2 separate regions of the Homo sapiens genome follow, and region 2 is linked to region 1. Evidence: read pairs that join two places in POLR2A ChIA-PET (ENCODE). Cell type or tissue: OCI-LY7. All regions are shown on one strand. Links, peaks and the distances in the headings refer to the core of each region. The heading gives the core; the rest is flanking DNA.

Region 1 (5,387 bases), core at 227-5,226:
GCTAATTTTTGTATTTTTGGTAGAGATAGGGTCTCACCATGTTGCCCAGGCTGGTCTCAAACTCCTGAGCACAAGCTATCCACCCGCCTCAGCTTCCCAAAATGCTATAATTACAGGAGTGAGCCATCATGCCCAGCCTAATATACAATGTTTATGGATGCCAAAGTATGTGTCAAAAGTATAAAATCAAGTGGTAGAATGGTAAATGCTGAGTTAATAAGAGCGATTTTGATATAATGATGAATATTGAGGTAGAAGAGAAATACAATCAATAGTACATGGGGTCTCAGTGGACTGACAATGCTTTCTCTTTTTAAAGGGAAGCAAATATGTGATAATGTTAAGATTTGAAAAAGCTGAATGATGGATGGATGTGTGTTCCTATATTAGTTTCTTGCTTATGTGCGTGAACCACTTCACAGTTTTTTGAATGTCATTTGTTAAAACTTCATATTCCATTGTGCTGGTCCTTTGAACTTTTTCACTTAGTCTATTGAAATCTAGAAAACAACATGCAGACAGAATTTTGGAAGTAGAAGGGAAGAAGATCCACACAAAGTGGGGACTTGAGAGATACAAGTTACAGTTAGCAGAACAGGAAGCAAATATTCATATATTAAGAAAATTACAAAGAGGAATTCAAGTAAATAAGTTACCTAAAATTACAATAGAGGAACTAAAAATAATGAGACATCCATATTGGGAGGGAGGAGGGTGTAAGTGAACTAAGTTCTCATCTATCAGAATAGGAAGGAAGTCCACAGATAAAGCCTGTCTGTCTGATAAATAAAGAAGTGGTGATATAACTGTATTATTTAGAGATAGGGAAGTAACCACCCAGAAGAATTTTTGAAACTGTAGCCGTTAAGAAGTCAGACTTGTTCTAGGGCTTGAGTGGAAGGTAACGGGGTGGGTTGGGGGTGGGAAGGACTGGCAAAGCTTTCTTACCTCTTACAATAAGCTCTTCAGCATTGTTGACTTTTTTGTAAATATGTGCGTGTACTGCCTTGGTCAAAAAATTTTTTTGAGGATAACACAATAGTAAAACCATCAGACCCCAGAAAATGTTCCTTTCTTCAATAATCTGACCTAGTGCTGTTTCACTTTTTTTTTTTTCTTGGAGATGGAGTTTCGCTCTTGTTGCCCAGGCTGGAGTGCAATGGCACGATCTTGGCTCACTGCAACCTCCACCTCCTGGGTTCAAGGGATTCTCCTGCCACAGCCTCCCGAGTAGCTGGGATTACAGGCGCCCACCACCATGCCTGGCTAATTTTTTGTATTTTTAGTAGAGATGAGGTTTCACCATATTGGCCAGGCTGGTCTCGAACTCCTGACCTCAGGTGATCCACCTGCCTTGGCTCCCAAAGTGCTAGGATTACAGGCGTGAACCACCGCTCCTGGCCCTATTTACTTTTTCTTCTTTTTTTTTTTTTTTTTACTAAGAAAGTGAAAGCATCAAAGAATCCCTATTCACTTCTTGACCTGTGTTGTATACTTGCTTATAAATTGTGTACATTTTCATCTTTTAATTGGTATCCTGGAATGACCCTTTTTCTTTCTGTTTTTCTTCCTTTTATATTTTGCCCTCTGCAAACATTTTAGAGTTGATTTTCTGTACAAAAGGTTGAAGACTGTTCACTTATGGAAAGCTTGTTTCTGATAGACACTTAAATGAAACAAAGAAGGCTTCTATAATTCAAATGGGTTTAAAACATGCCTATGACAAACAGAGACAGAAAGTAGATTTTGGCTGAGGGAGTGGGGGTGAACAGTAACTGCTAATGGGTTGCCGTCATGTTTTCTGGGGTGGGGGATGAAAACGTTTTGGAATTAAAAGAGTGGTGATGCTTACACATCTTTGTGAATATACTAAAATCCACTAAAGTGTACACTCTAAAGGAGTGAATTTTATGGCATGTGAAATATCTTAGCAAAAAAATGCCTATGAAAAATATTGCAAGGGAATAAGCAAAAATGATAGTCACTGTGTTGTACTCAGGGGATGTTTTTTCTATTTTCTATTTCCCTAAAGTTTTGGTAATGCGATAAAAGTTTCATAATTTAAGAAATATTCTATTTATTTTATTTTTGAGACAGGGTCTCCCTCGGTTGCCCATGCTGGAGTACAGTGGTGCGATCACTGCAGCCTCAACCTCCTGGGTTCGAGTGACTCTCCCACTTCAACCTCCTGAGCAGCTGGGACCACAGGTGCATGGCACCACGCCTGGTTAATTTTTTATTTTTCATAGAGACAGGTTCTCACTGTGTTGCTCAGGCTGGTCTTGAACACCTGGGCTCAAGCAATTGTCCCACCTCAGCCTCCCAAAATGCTGGGATTACAGGCGTGAGCCGCTGTGACAGGCATAAGAAATATTTTAAAGTAACATCATTAGCCTGGATGTATGGTACCATCTTCAATCGTCCAAGTTTTCCTCTTAGTTCCATAACACTTTTTATTTTCTCCTGCACTCTAATGCACATAATTGTTCATACTGTAATCTGTTTTATTTATAGTTTTGGCTTTGGTGTTACTCTTTTTTAAAATATTGTTTTGAGACATGTTCTCTTTTTGTCACCCAGATAAGAGTGCAGTGGTGCAGTCATGGCTCACTGCAGCGTCTGCCTCCTGGACTCAAAGAATCCTCCTACCTCAGCCTCCCAAGTAGCTAGGACCACAGGTATGTACCACCACACCCAGTTATTATTATTATTTTTTTTCACAGAGACAGGATCTCACTATGTTGCCCAGGCTGGTCTCCAACTCCTAGGCTCAAGCGATCTACCTGCCTCAACCTCCCAAAGTGCTGGGATTACAGGCATGTGCCACTGGGCCTAGCCTGGCATTACTCTTACAAAGGATACACCACGGTAAGGTTATAAAAAACATTTCTATGAATTTGTGAATTTTGTTCCTAGTAGTTTTATACTTTGCTTCTTTTTTTGAGACAGAGTCTCGCTCTGTCACCCAGGCTGCAGTGCAGTGGTGCAATCTCAGCTCACTGCAACCTCCACCTCCCAAGTTCAAGTGATTCTCATTCCTCAGCCTCCTGAGTAGTAGCTGGGATTACAGGTGTGTGCCACCATGCCCGGCTAATTTTTGTATGTTTAGTAGAGATGGGGTTTTGCCTTGTTTGCCAGGCTGGTCTCGAACTCCTGGCCTCAAGAAATCCACCCACCTTGGCCTCCCAAGGTGCTGGGATTACATACATGAGCCACCGTGCCCGACTATACTTTGCTTTTTTATTAAAACATGTTCAAGTCCTTGATCTATCTGGAATTTAGCTTTGTATATGGCTTGAAAGGGAATTAATATTATTTATCTTAATCAATGGCCTGATGTCATAAACAATTCATTTTATATTATATACTGATGTTGTTTAAATAAGTGTGAGTGTGAGTGTGAGTGTGTGTGTATGTGTGTATACAAAGTCTATCTCTACATTTTCTAGTCTGTTCCTTTGACTTATTGCCTGTTCCTAAACCAGTGCCATGCTGTTCGGTTTTATGTCTAGTAGAACAAATTCCCTCTCCTTGCAGTATCTTTTATAACACAAAAATCTCACAAATAAATAAATAAAACTTGCATCCAAATATGCTAAATGACTTGCTCGTATATCATTTAGAGATACAATTCAGAGAATAATCTCAGTTTTCTGAGTTCAGTCATTTATTTGTTCTATTTAACAGATTTTTATTGAACATCTACTATATAACAGAGTCTGTTCCAGCTTCTAAGGATCCAGTAGTGAAGGAAATACAAAAATCTATGCCCTCATGGAGCAAACACATATTCAACATTATTATTCATTTTTAAATAGCTACATCTCTGCTAAATTTTCCAGTTTTTGAAAAATAAATTTTAGTTATTAATTCAGCATAATTAGAAGAGTTGAAATTTTACACTTCATATCTCACAGTTTATTTTTCTTACACATATATTTTTTATTTTATTTATTTATTTTGAGATGAGTCTCGCTCTGTTGCTCAGGCTGGAGTGCAGTGGTACAATCTCAGCTCACTGAAAACTCCACCTCCTGGGTTCAAACAATTCTCCTGCCTCAGCCTCCTGAGTAGCTGGGACTACAGGCGCACGCCACCACACACAGCTAATTTTTGTACGTTTCGTAGAGAAAGGGTTTCACCATGTTGGCCAGGCTAGTCTTGAACTCTTGACCTCAGGTGATCCACCTGTCTCAGCCTCCCAAAGTGCTGGGATTATAGGCATGAGCCACCGTCCCTGGCCACATTTTTTTTTTTAAACTCTACAGTTTCACTTCTCTTTTTTTTATGCAAAGTAGTCTCTTCTCTACATCCATGGTTGATTTCTAAAAACCCCTTTGCAGGAGAATTCCCTGTCAAGAGCGTAAGACTTTATGAAGCAAATTAGGAAAATTGAGGCCACTATTAAACTACAAAGAATACATATTTTCCTTAGCCATTTGTTCAAATAGGACAATACATCTGGCACATATTATGTATCTAAAATTAGTAATAAATTCCCATTCACCACTTCTTGCTTTGGGATAACTTTCTAGAACTTCTCTTTTATGAAGTTTCAGCAAGACACATGATTATTTTATAACACGTGATATTCATGATGAGTCTTTTTTCCCCTTTTAGTTCTGGTTGCTACATTTCTTATTTTATGACTTAAAGTTAAATTACTTACACTCTCTACACCCGAAATGATCCCAAGGGAACTGAGTAACTTGAGAGAAGTTAAATATAATTACATGTTTGGACTCTAGAGTTATACAGATCTGCTTCAGACTTAGCTCCCCTACAGAAGATGTGACTTGGACAAGCAAGGTAACCTCTCTAAGTTAGGTTTCTCCATCCATAAATTGGTAAGAATAATATGTACCTGCCTCATAGGATTGTTGAGAAAATTAAGTGAGGTACAATGTGTAAAATTAATATCTCAGTGCTTGGCACATAATCCATGTTAAATAAGTGTTAGCCAATGTTATTATTGAGATGTTTGTTAAGACCATTTCACTACAAAGAACAGCGGTTCATCTGGGTGATGGGAGCAGGGGTATCGTGACGGTATTTATGGAAATAAGGACTTTAAGGACCTTCTGGCATATCAAGAAAAGCTGTCGAGCTGGGCCTCTTGGACTCTGGAAGTCACTCAGGAACTAGAAGCATCCAGTGGAAGAGTCACCAATCTGAGTCATCTTCTTGCTGCCTTGGCAAGTTCAGGGATCCCATAAATGCAGTGACTCAGCATCCCTCCAACTGTACTGCTACCATTCCCATTTCTACTAATTTTTCAACTCTCCTATAAATACCGTTTGATTTTGGCTTACCTATAGCTTCTGCTTGTTCATAACTGCTCACTCCTCCTTTCTGATAACTCAAAACTTCAACTTATTCACAATTTG
Region 2 (5,387 bases), core at 192-5,191, 100 kb before region 1:
GAGCCTAGAAGGATGTAGGAACAGGGACAAAGGTAAGTCCCTTGTCACTAAGCTTCAGAACTTTGCATCAAGCAAACAAGAACTGAGGAGACATACTATGTGGTAAGAGAACAGGCTAACTTAGAATATTAACTTTATCAAATCCTTTTTGGCTACTCAAAAGCCTTTTTCTATTAATTCCCACTTTTGCAGGTTCTATGAGTAGGTGAGGTCACTGTATACCCAACTTTCAAGTAAGGAAAAGTGCCACTGTAGGTAGGTCAATGACATAGATCCACTTCTAGCCATAGAGAGGCAGAGATTTCTGTTCTCCACTAATCCTCTACCTAAAGGGTATGGTCCACCTTGAAGGTACATCCAGTAAACCGAAGCTTTTTCTACGCTACTATATTCAGATCTATTGATTCTTCAGTGGTACGCTGAGCTATTTTTAATTTATGGTTTATTTCACTATGCTGTGACTAAGGTAGTGGATGAACAAATGTAAACATGCAAAGCTTTGAAAAACAGATTGGGGTGAAGAATTGTCCATTTACTTCTGCACATTTTCAGGTGCAAATGACATTCTATATTTCCTTAGAGTAAAACCTGACAGCTTATGACCTCTTAGTTCCTATGCATCTATTTCACCTCTAATGACACTACTAACAAGGGTTATTTGCACTTATCACACACTATGACAAACACATCTGTCCACTGACATTTAGGTGACTGCAGACAAATGGAGTTATAAAAGGCTTCAACTGCACAGCGCCTCACTGCTTAAGAGTAATTTGTGCTTTATTAGGCAGAGGTGAAACTGTGATGAGGACGTCACTGATGATCTGTTAGGTTTCAAACTTCAGGAAAGTTTCAAGGAAATAGCTAAGATAGGAAACTTCTTTGATTCAACGTGGAAAGTATTTATTAAACATTTACTGTGTGTCCAATGCTGGCCAACGCAATTTTAAAAATCAGGTGGAACTGGCTGGGCACGGTGGCTCACGCTTGTAATCCCTGCACTTTGGGAGGCAGAGTTGGGCAGATCCCTTAAGGTCAGGAGTTCGAGACAAGCCTGGCCAATATGTTGAAACCCCGTCTCTAAAGTACAAAAATTAGCTGGGTGTGGTGGTGCATGCCTGTAATTCCAGCTACTCAGGAGACTGAGGCACAAGAATCACTTGAACCCAGGAGGCAGAGGTTGCAATGGGGTGAGATCAAGCCACTGCACTCAAGCCTGGGTGATAGAGCAAGACTCTGTCTCAAAAAAAAGAAAAAAAGAAAAAAAAAAGGAAAAAAAAAGGCAAAACCATTAAAAGTGGAAAAAACAGGATAAAGGGATATATGTTACATATTATGTAAATACACACACATATATAATGCTAAATTGAGAATTACTGAAATAAAAAAATCAATACAGTTTTCGTGGTCTCATGTCTGCAGTATCAAATACTGTTAACAAACCTATAGTCTGACAAAGATGACCCATTATCATGAAGGAAACTATACACAGAGGAACCACAGAAATTAAGATTTAAGGGTAGGGTAAAATTCAAATGAATCAGCATTTCCATAGGCTCAGAACAAAGCAGGGCTGTGTCTAAAGGGATCAGGTGTGCAAGTGGGCCTAGGATCCTGTATCCATGGAAACTATAGTTAAGATAGATGTGGAATGTGTGTCCAAGAAGTCCTTATCTGAAGTTCTGCATTTCCTTTGGGAATCAAGGCTGCTTCTCTCTGTCAAAGTGAATTATGTAAAAGTGGGATGTTTCATTCTTACTGATAGAACTTTCAACCGTAGATTTTCTGATAGTCTGTGATTTTAGAGAAGAAAGTTTCTCAGCGAGTAAGAAGGGAAATAGTCACTCGAAGGGAGTTATGACAGGTTATAGCTGTAGCAGGTCCTTGGGAGAAATATTGTCTCCTGGCTTTATCTGTGTGTGATGAAGGACAAGACAGATTTATACTTCCTCAGTCTGAGTTAATTTTTACTTACTCACTTCCGTTACAACACTAAACACACACTGTCCTGCATTTTGGTTAGTAATATTCAGGGCTGTCTCCATGCGAGACTGTAAATACAAAGTACACTGTATTCCCGCCAAGGTCTGGCACAGTGTCTCTTATATGGTACATACTTAGAAAAAAATTTTGGACTGAACCTGATTACCAAGAAGCAGCAGTATTTCAAGTTCATCAACCTAAAGAGGTTAGGTCAAGTGGCAGGTTAGGGAGCTCTCCTAAAATTAGAAGAGCTTCCCACTTGCAAAACTGAAGGCAAGCCAATCCTCCTCAGCTGGAAAAAAACCATTATTTTAATAGGATTTCAATAGGAATCTATTCAACAAAGTTGCTCCTACAAAGGGAACTTTTCAAAGGAAACAGCTATGCACACAGGATAGCCTTCTGTGTAAATCCCGTTTACAGAAATATACTTTCAAACCTGCACCTTTAAGATTTTGCTCTTTTTATGGAGGATGACAACGAGGCTTTTCTGTCTTATCTTACCCTAGGCATACATTAACTGCTTAAAAAGGCATAGCCTATTGAGTTTTTATTACTCAAATAATGTATGTTCAATCATCTCAGCTCAAATATGTCATTATTAAACAATCGCACCCATTATAGAGAACATAATGACACCATTTGGAGTGGAAAGCTTTTCTCAACCCTGCGGTACCCCTTGAGTAAAGGGCTTTTGTGTCATAGAACACTTTCCACTTCATCTCATCATGAAACGTTAATACACTGCAAGGAGTTGTTTGTAAATTAGTCTGGTGGGTGTAAATCAGAGAACAGATAGCACAAAAAGTTGTTGTTCAGAAGCGTGAAAGACATGAAACTAGAACTTCTCTCTGTTTTTAATAATTCTAGGGTAAACTTACTTGGATTTAGTGAACATGAGACAAAACTTCCCATCTGATAAAGCAGTTCAGCTCTGCACCAAAATATAATCAAGTTCATCAATGTTTAGATTAATTAAAACTAGATTAATACATGAAAACCATTCCTAAAGAGAAGTCCTTACCAAGTATTCAACCATGTCCTGTTGATCAGCCACATGTATTAGAACTGGCCCTTATCTCAGAGATGACACTAAGGTACACATTCAAAGGCAGCAGTGATGACAAGTGTCAGGAAGGCCTCTCCATGTAAGATTGCTTTGTTTTTACTCAATGTGTGGAGCCCCCTCTTGAGGTCAGCAGCGACATCACATATGCATTACTACAGCTGCTGCTTAGAGCCAGGTGTGTAAGACATCTTAGAGCAGGAGTCCTACTTGGCACAATGAGATGTGAAGGGAAAGCTCCCTCACTCTAAAATAACTCAAGGCTACCTAAAAGACTTTTGTGCTGCCAGAACACATATTAATTCCATTTTTCAAAATATTTACAAGCCTTCATATGTATCTAACCTCAAGCAGCTTTTATCTCATTCTGAAGTGCTATCCCCAAAACTCACAACCTGGGATGCGGATCTTCTTTATAAGTGTTAGCTTTAAGCTATAAATTTTGAGTCCATTTTGCAGGTTTTATAAGGATACTCTAAAAGAATTTGGCAGCACATGGAAGAAAGCTGTTTGCTTTCTTGATAAGTGTAGCTTCAGCTCGTTTGCTTACTACTTAAGCTAAAATGGCCCGCATCCACTTTCTTAAGGAACTTTACTTCCTTCTATAGTTGCTCATTTGTAAGTTTATAATAAGCCCAAGGAGGCCAGCTACTTTGGAAAGGGTAATGATCTAGCCAAGGATGTAAGGGACCCCGAGCACATAACGCCTGGACCTCAGAACACCATACATTTTGAGTTCGTTCTTAAGGTAATTTTATAACTTTGAGCATTTTTAAGTTATTGAAATTTTCTGTGGAAAATAGCCAACTTAAATTATTAGGATACAGAGGAAAGCATACTTTGAGTAAATATATTTTGGGATATAAAATCAAAATCACAATCTTCTTCCATGGTAAAGCTCACCTTAGGAAAATTATCTTGGGAGCGGGATGCCAATGGTCAGTTCTATGCTAAAATAATACAGAGCAACTGGTTAAACCAATCCATGCCATCACTTAGGATTCAGATTGAAACATGAAAAACGTACCACTTATGTAGTTCTAGATCACATGTTGCAAATATGGAAACAGTTTCTGAACTTTCTCTTCCAGGGAAGAAACCTTCATTTATAGTACATATATTTTCAATGGACAAATGTAGGGCCAGTTTATGAGTGCCTCAAATCTGCACGATGAATTAAAGCCAGTTATCATGTATGTGTAATGTAATATTAAGGGATGAACATGTCTTACGTTTCAGTAATTATGCAATTAACTTCGCATCTTTTCAACTGGAGAAACTGTACAAAGTCTAACCTTAAAAAAATGTAGAGAACACTAGCAAGTACTGTAAAAAGAGAATTTCAAGGGCAAAAAAAAATAAATCTTAGAATGTTACTCAATCCTTTACCTCTCCTGGATTTCATTAATGCAAGAATGTAAACAATCTTATTTCTGATTTTGAAATTTTAACGTTACTTTGCTGTAGCTTGAATATACTTTTAAAGTTCCAGAATGCAAAAATCACGTATTTCATTCACCACTACCCCCAGCATCTTGAAGAGTGCTTAGCATATAGAATGTTCCAAATCAATACTGCTGATAAATAAATCCCACTGCAAATTACTGTCATACCCTAAAGAACATCTTTGGTTTTACTCAAGTCATGGGTATATTACTGAAAATGGCATGCTTTAAATAAGAAAATGAAATGCATTATTTCCATAGTCCAGATTCAATTTGATTTTAATAGCAAGCCTTATTTAAATATATTCACTTACAGATAAGGGCAGAAAAGAGAGACATCTAGTGGGTGGACGGAAGGAGTAAGCTCAGAAGCCACATCTGCCACTCCTTCCATCTCTTGGCTAAATGTCTCAAAAAGTCGTTTGTCAACTTTGTGAAACAGGTCAAAGGCATGTTGCTACTTCAATTTCAAAAAGAATACTAGAATACTAATGACGGAATGAAAAATCTTCCACTTGGGGTTTAAGAAGTCATTTCTCCTTGAGGGGAAAATACGTAACACCATTTCATTCATTGTTCTAGTGCCCTGAGGAATACTGCCCACAGAGTTGCAACCTCCCACTTTATAGAGGTGAAGATAGATAAATAGACAAAGACAGTACTGCCCAGACCAAATAATGCTATTTCTTTTGAGATATACCAGTGGCAGGGGACTCCACAGACATTCAACTCAGATGTTATCTAAAGGTGAGATCACTAGCAGATCTCTGAGCTTGAGGTCATTAAAACATATATAGACATATAACGGCTGCTCCATTTTTTCAATGGACCATCTTAAAAGGAAGATAACTTTATTCAACAAATGTTTAAGCATCTGCCACATGCCAAGCATT

The links. Peaks named below come from ENCODE experiments on the same cell type or tissue, not always from the same donor. Only the 100,000 strongest peaks of a DNase experiment are listed, where the experiment ranks them.
Region 2: POLR2A ChIA-PET joins it to region 1 with 5 read pairs; 4 of 35 experiments call an interaction of 5 or more read pairs at or near these places.

The regions. Positions count from the first base shown.
Region 1 is chr2:113,858,755-113,864,141 of GRCh38, reverse strand. It overlaps ACTR3-AS1 (ACTR3 antisense RNA 1), which reads left to right. Exons shown (of 5, transcript NR_110174.1): 2 at 2,581-2,678. Among named protein-coding and RNA genes, the nearest start is that of ACTR3, 29 kb to the left of the region's middle. RefSeq lists a silencer at 2,094-2,143. In OCI-LY7, for the core only: no CTCF peak of the experiment used is centred there; DNase peaks (open chromatin) are centred at 801, 2,221, 4,301, 4,591 and 2 weaker places; H3K4me3 peaks cover 4,327 bases; H3K27ac peaks cover 5,000 bases.
Region 2 is chr2:113,963,626-113,969,012 of GRCh38, reverse strand. No RefSeq gene overlaps it. Among named protein-coding and RNA genes, the nearest start is that of LINC01191, 13 kb to the left of the region's middle. RefSeq lists an enhancer at 1,887-2,181. In OCI-LY7, for the core only: CTCF peaks have their summits at 2,968, 3,170 (motif pointing left), 4,653 and 4,852 (motif pointing left); a DNase peak (open chromatin) is centred at 3,172.